Linked DNA regions of Homo sapiens: region 2 is linked to region 1. The links are chromatin loops, found by intact Hi-C in ENCODE. Cell type or tissue: IMR-90. All regions are shown on one strand. Each heading gives the region's core, and the rest is flanking DNA. Links, peaks and the distances in the headings are about the cores only.

What was found. Peaks named below come from ENCODE experiments on the same cell type or tissue, not always from the same donor. Only the 100,000 strongest peaks of a DNase experiment are listed, where the experiment ranks them.
Region 2: a loop joins it to region 1, with 2.2 times the contacts of the local background. A loop is called at or near these places in 13 of 110 quality-filtered maps.

The regions. Positions count from the first base shown.
Region 1 is chr1:229,406,228-229,409,131 of GRCh38, reverse strand. It overlaps LOC124904541 (a long non-coding RNA gene), which reads right to left and starts at 1,787. Exons shown (of 2, transcript XR_007066925.1): 1 at 1,264-1,787. RefSeq lists an enhancer at 1,155-2,120. In IMR-90, for the core only: no CTCF peak of the experiment used is centred there; no DNase peak of the experiment used is centred there; H3K27me3 peaks cover 1,723 bases.
Region 2 is chr1:229,345,822-229,348,725 of GRCh38, reverse strand. No RefSeq gene overlaps it. Among named protein-coding and RNA genes, the nearest start is that of CCSAP, 4.2 kb to the right of the region's middle. In IMR-90, for the core only: no CTCF peak of the experiment used is centred there; no DNase peak of the experiment used is centred there; H3K27me3 peaks cover 1,372 bases.

The sequences.
Region 1 (2,904 bases), core at 285-2,784:
CCTTTGCCGTCCTCTAAGCGACCTCCTTGTGTTCCATTTCACAGGCTCCCCATTATCAGGCTGTATTTATTCCCCTTCCCCTCCCTACAGCTGCCTGGTCTTCCTAACTAGGCTGAAAGTGCCTGAGCTGGTTTGACTGCAGCTCCTCTGCTGGCTCCAGAGCCTGGGACAGGAAGGAGGCTGTGGAGTGGGAGAAGCCTGAGGCAGGCAGCCCAGGCGGGCCCATGGGGCTGTGCTCACTGTGACAGCTGGGCCACATGCCTGCCATTCCCTGCAGCGTGCTCATCCTCTTGATATAGGGATGCTATTGGCTGCCCAGCCAGTGAGGCCTTGGGCTCTGGGACCAGACGCCCTGCTGCTTTTAGGGCAAGGCCAGTGGGGACAGGCTAGGACAGGCGTCAGCTTTCTTTCTCTCCTTGCATGGCCAGGGCCTGCAGCCCGTTTTCTGATTTGTGTGTATTATTAGGTCCCAGGGATTCCTGCAGCCTGGGTGAGCCTCAGTGGGTGGGGCCCACCCGGATTCCCACCCCACTCTGTGGAGGAACTGTATCCGGAATCTGAGCTCTGTCCAGGGTCCTCAGCCCGGCTGAGAGAGACCTGGCCCACTGCCTGCTTCCAGGCAGAATGAAGAAGGTGCCATTTCTCATCCCCACTGTCCATGAGGCCACATGAGGCCTGCCTTGCTTAGATGTCCCTCCGGCACCCTGCACCTGATGGCTTCTTTCTGTTCCCTAGATTATCCTAGCTCACGGCTGACAAGGGCCTAACAGCCTCCTCCTCTTGGTAACATACGAGCAAGTTTACCAGGGTGGATAATATCGTGACTCAATGGGACCTACTGCTCCTGGAGGGGTGGGTGGGGTCCCATCCAGGGCAGGGCCCACCTTGCCCCACAGGCAGGGCCCTGTTAGGCTAAGCTTCGGGCTGGGAGAAAAGCGAACTCTTCTGCCCTTTCCGACGCCTAAGGACCATCGACTGGAGGGAGAGGGGCCCTGCGTTTTTGCACGGGGGATATGGGCAGAGGCCGGCGTATTTAGGAAAGTGAACCCCCTTCATTGACTGCGTTTAGCCAGGGGAAGCCAGCCCCTGCCCAGGCCCATCCCAGGGTCGCAGAGGTAACGCTAAACAGGGCGCCTTGGAGCTGACCGCGTGGGGCGGGTTCGCGCTGCCTCGGCGTCGCCCGCCTCTGAGCGTGTGGGTGGGGGTGCTTAGGGCCCTGGCCAGGCTTAGGAAGCAGATCTGGCTGGATCTGATAGCTCTTACCTTGGTTTGAACGTTTGTGCGAAGAGCTGATTGCCCTGGAGGCGAATTCCCGAGAAGCCGCGGGAGAGCCGCGTGAGTGTGCCCAGCTGGGGCGTCCGAGGGCGAATCCGGCTAGGGTGCCTTTCCTGCGGCGCGGAGCCTCAGCAGCACAACCCGCGTGGGGCCGCGATCGCCCTCCTTCCCTCCCTCCACAGACTGCTTTCCCCAAAGCAGGCACCCCTCAGGCCAGCCTCATCTGCGTGCCCTCACCACCCTGGGGTGTCACCTCCCCGCGGTAACCCCTCCGCCGTGCACGCCAGACGCTCAGTCCGCGGGGTGCTCGGGGCAGGGCCTGCTCCCCCTCCCCACCTCGCTCCCTCCCGGGACAGCCCCTCGGGGACCAGAGCTCCCTCTCGTGTCTTATCTGCCACATCTGTAAAGCAAGGGGCACGTTAATCGCTTCCAGGGTCTCTCTTTCTCCCCCCAGTCCTGAGCTCCTGCCTCAGTTGCCGCTCCGTAGCTCCGGAACACGCAGGCCCCCGAATGCCAACTTTGACGGGGGCGGCCTTCAAATCCCAGAGGACGCGCTCGCTCTGCGTCCCCGACTGGCGGCGCGGTGCCTGCCTCGCCTATGCAGCAGAGTTAACTCGGGGCCTTTTTGGGTGCAGGAGCTGTTCACGTCGTATTTTGCCGGTTGAGGAACTCCAGACCCAGGCCACGTCTCTTCACTGTGGGGAAAAAAAGCCACTTGTGAAAAACTTATCCCCCGTGGCATGGACTGCGTAGGAGACAGTGAATGAAACAAGCGACCAACCTCAGCATGAACTAAACCGAGAGACCAGGGCGGGAGGGGAGGGGAGAGGGGGAGAGTGGTCAGAGGCCGGGCTCTCTGTCTGGTGGAGACTGCCCAACCGCTGCTTCTGAAACAGCAGAGACATCTGATACACACAGAGGTCTTTTGTGAATGGCCTTTGTTTGTCTTTTGGGGGCTGTGTGGAGGGCACGACACTTTTTTTGATGGCAATCAGAGCAGGGGCTGAGACCAACCTTGGTTGATATGGTGCCGACCACAGGCTACAAACATGAGCTGAGAGGTAGGATAGTAAGTGGAGGAGAATGTCCCGCTGAGCCAGACAGCAGCAGAGGGGTTACATGGGATAACAAGACCACAATGAGGAGTTAACATTTGTGCTGCACTTAGAATAGTGCCTTGAGCAGGTGAAGTTCTATATGTGTGTTCATTGAATGCATTTTTAAAAGGATACATTTTTTTAAAACCTCAATTAGAGCTCAAGCTTTTATTCAAATAAACTTTTATTTTGGGCAAATTTGAGATTTGCAGAAAAATTTGAAGTTGCTCTGGTGGGACATAGGTTTCCATATATCCTGTACCCAGTTCCCCCTATTGTTAACACTGTACATTACCTTGGTACAACCATCACACTAAAGAATCAGTTATGGCAAATTCCATTTTTTTTTTTTTTGAGATGGAGTCTTGCTCTGTCGCCCAGGGTGGAGTGCAGTGGCACAATCTAGGCTCACTGCAACTTCCACCTCCTGGATTCAAGAGATTCTCCTGTCTCAGCCTCCCAGGTAGCTGGGATTACAGCCATGCACCACCACGCCCGGCTAATTTTTGTATTTTTTAGTAGAGATGGGGCT
Region 2 (2,904 bases), core at 274-2,773, 60 kb after region 1:
ATCACTTCTTCAGTCCAATAACAACATTTCAAAGCTGAGTATTTCACGTGCTGCATTGGGAAAGGGTGCTGATTACATCCCTCAAACTGCACAACTGTGACCGTCACTGCTGGCTGATACTTCGCAGAAGGGCGCAGGGGGCAACTGTTGATGTGGCAGGGCTATGTTAGCATTCTTTACCTTACCTTCGCTTGAGGACTTAAGATAATAGCAGCTACCACAGAAATAATGGAAACAAAAATTCTTTTATTTTAATTTGTATCCGTTCTTACGGTTTCTTTATACTCCTCCTCAATTCAAAATGAATCTAAGCACATTTAGATATTGATTCCAATTAAGATATTTAATATGTCTTATCTTCTGTAAACTAGTCCATTTTGTGTTGATATAAAGGAATTCCAGAAATTGGGTAACTTATTTACAAAAAAAAAAAAGGAGGTTTTTTTGGCTCATAGTTCTGCAGGCTGTACAAGAAGCACAGTGCTGGCATCTGCTTCTGGGTGGGGAAGCCCAGGAAGCTCACAGCCATAGCAGAAGGGGAAAAGGCAACAGGTATGTCACATGGCAAGAAAGGGAGCAAGAGGGATGCCAAGATCTTTTAAACAGCCAGCTCCCACATGAGCTAATAGCATATTATTATGTCAGGACTTATCCGCTTGGAAGTGACAAAAAAAATTCAAACTAGCTTAAACAGAAAGGATATTTGTGGGCTCAGGCAGAGCTAGAGCCAGGGGTTCAACCAATGTCACTGGGACTCTCTTTCCTTCTCTTTGTCTTTGAGCTCTGCTTTCCTGCTGAAGGCTGGCCTCTTCTTCTCGCACTGGAAAAGGACTTCCTCCCTATAGCTGGAGAAAGTGCCACTTAATAGCCTCAAGCTTATATTGTCTGAGCCAAAGACCACCAGCAAAAGAGAACTTCTTGGTATTCCAATTATAGACAAAGATTCTTCCATCACATGCGCAGCTGTTGCCAGGGGCATAAGATGATCTGATTGGCCAAGCCCAGGTCACTTCCCTTTCCCTATAGATGGGGACAGAGTGGGAGGCTGGGGTTGACAGCCCCAGGAGAACCACAGGGGGACAGGGAAGAGCAGTGAGCAGATGAAGCAATACGTGTCCATTTATACATTTGCCTTTGTGTTAAAATAACAAGAACTTGATGAGAAAGACCAAACTGGACAGCACTCATGGGGTGGGAAGGACTCCTCTCTGGGACATAATTGACCATATGTAAGGTCTAGCTGTTAAAAAATCTACTATAGTCATAAGCATAACCTATAAGATCGTATTTCTAGAACAGAGGAGGTAAGCCTCCCTCCAGAGGAGCCCTTGTTCATACAGTACTGAAGGACAGCCACAATGGACGAGGGTGTCAATTTGTTCTGCAGATGAGATGAGGACCGATGAGCAAAGATTAAAAGACAGAACAGTGGCAAATGTTACTGGCTTGGGACTGGTTTCTTAAGCTAGAGGGAACTTTTAGGAATGACCTAAGGCAGCGGTCCCCAACCTTGTTGGCACCAAGGACTAGTTTCGTGGAAGACAATTTTTCTACAGATGTGGGGCAGCAAGGCAGCGTGGTTTAGTGATGAAACTGTTCCACCTTAGATCATCAGGCATTAGACAGATTCTCATAAGGAGTGCGCAACTTAGATCCCTCGCATGCACAGTTCATAAAAGGGTTCGCACTCCTATGAGAATCTAATCCTGCTGCTGATCTGACAGGAGGCTGAGCTCAGGTGGTAATTGTTCACATGCCGCTCACCTCTTGCAATGCGGCTCAGAACCTAACAGGCCATAGATGGTACCAGAACCCCTGGCCTAAGAGGCTCACAGAAAAAATGGAAAGGGTGGAAATTTAAGAGAAACCAAGGGGACTCCAGAAACCAGGCTGCAAGATCCAGGCATAGGCAGGAGAGGGAGGATCTGTGCCCTCAATTTTGGCAGAGGAAGCCCTGGATGGGAGGCAGCCCTGGGCGAGGAGGGGCATCTTCCTCTGATGGAGATTGGGGAGCCAATAGAAAGGAAGATCTGGCCAGGCACAGTGGCTCATGCTGTAATCCCAGCACTTTGAGAGGCCGAGGCAGATGGATCACCTGAGGTCAGGAGTTCAAGACCAGCGTGGCCAACATGGTGAAACTCTGTCTCTACTAAAAATACAAAATCTAGCCGGGCATGGTGGCAGGTGCCTGTAGTCCCAGCTACTCAGGAGGCTGAGGCAGGGGAATAGCTTGAACTCAGGAAGGGGAGTTGCAGTGAGCCAAGATCGCGCCACTGCACTCCAGCCTGGGCGACAGAGTGAGACTCCATCTCCAAAAAAAAAGGGCCTGGAGCTGCACTCCTGAAAGATAAACAATAGATATTTGCCACACAGGCATACAGATTCCACATGAGAAAATCTGCTGGCGACCGAGTCTGGCCAGGAGCAGAACAGGCAGCCTCACAGGGACATGAAGGCTGTCCACCTCTCGGGGGGTGTGGCTGAACCTCTTGGAGCCCTTCCACCCTAAGCCTCTGGCACTATCACTCCCTCAGCTTGCCAGCCCATCCTATCTCAATAATTTTCTTCTTCTGAGCCAGGGGAGGCCATCCTCCGAGGGCTTCCTCAACTTCCCTCTTCCTTGCTTCTGAGAAAAAGCTGATCTTCCAACTCACATGCTGTGTACCCACTCCTCCTGACTCCTCCCCAATTCACGTGCTCTGTACCCACTCCTCCCACACAGTGCTCCTTCCATCCACTGCCCTCTCCTTCCCATTTGTCTCTGGATGGTGCTGTTCTCTCTCCCTCTCTCTCCCCCCGTCCCCAGCCCCCGACTGCCCCTTCCAAATACAAACATACTCAGGAGACATCCGCTATCTACTTGACACTTTTTATGAATTCCCATGCCAGTGTAGAACCTAGAAA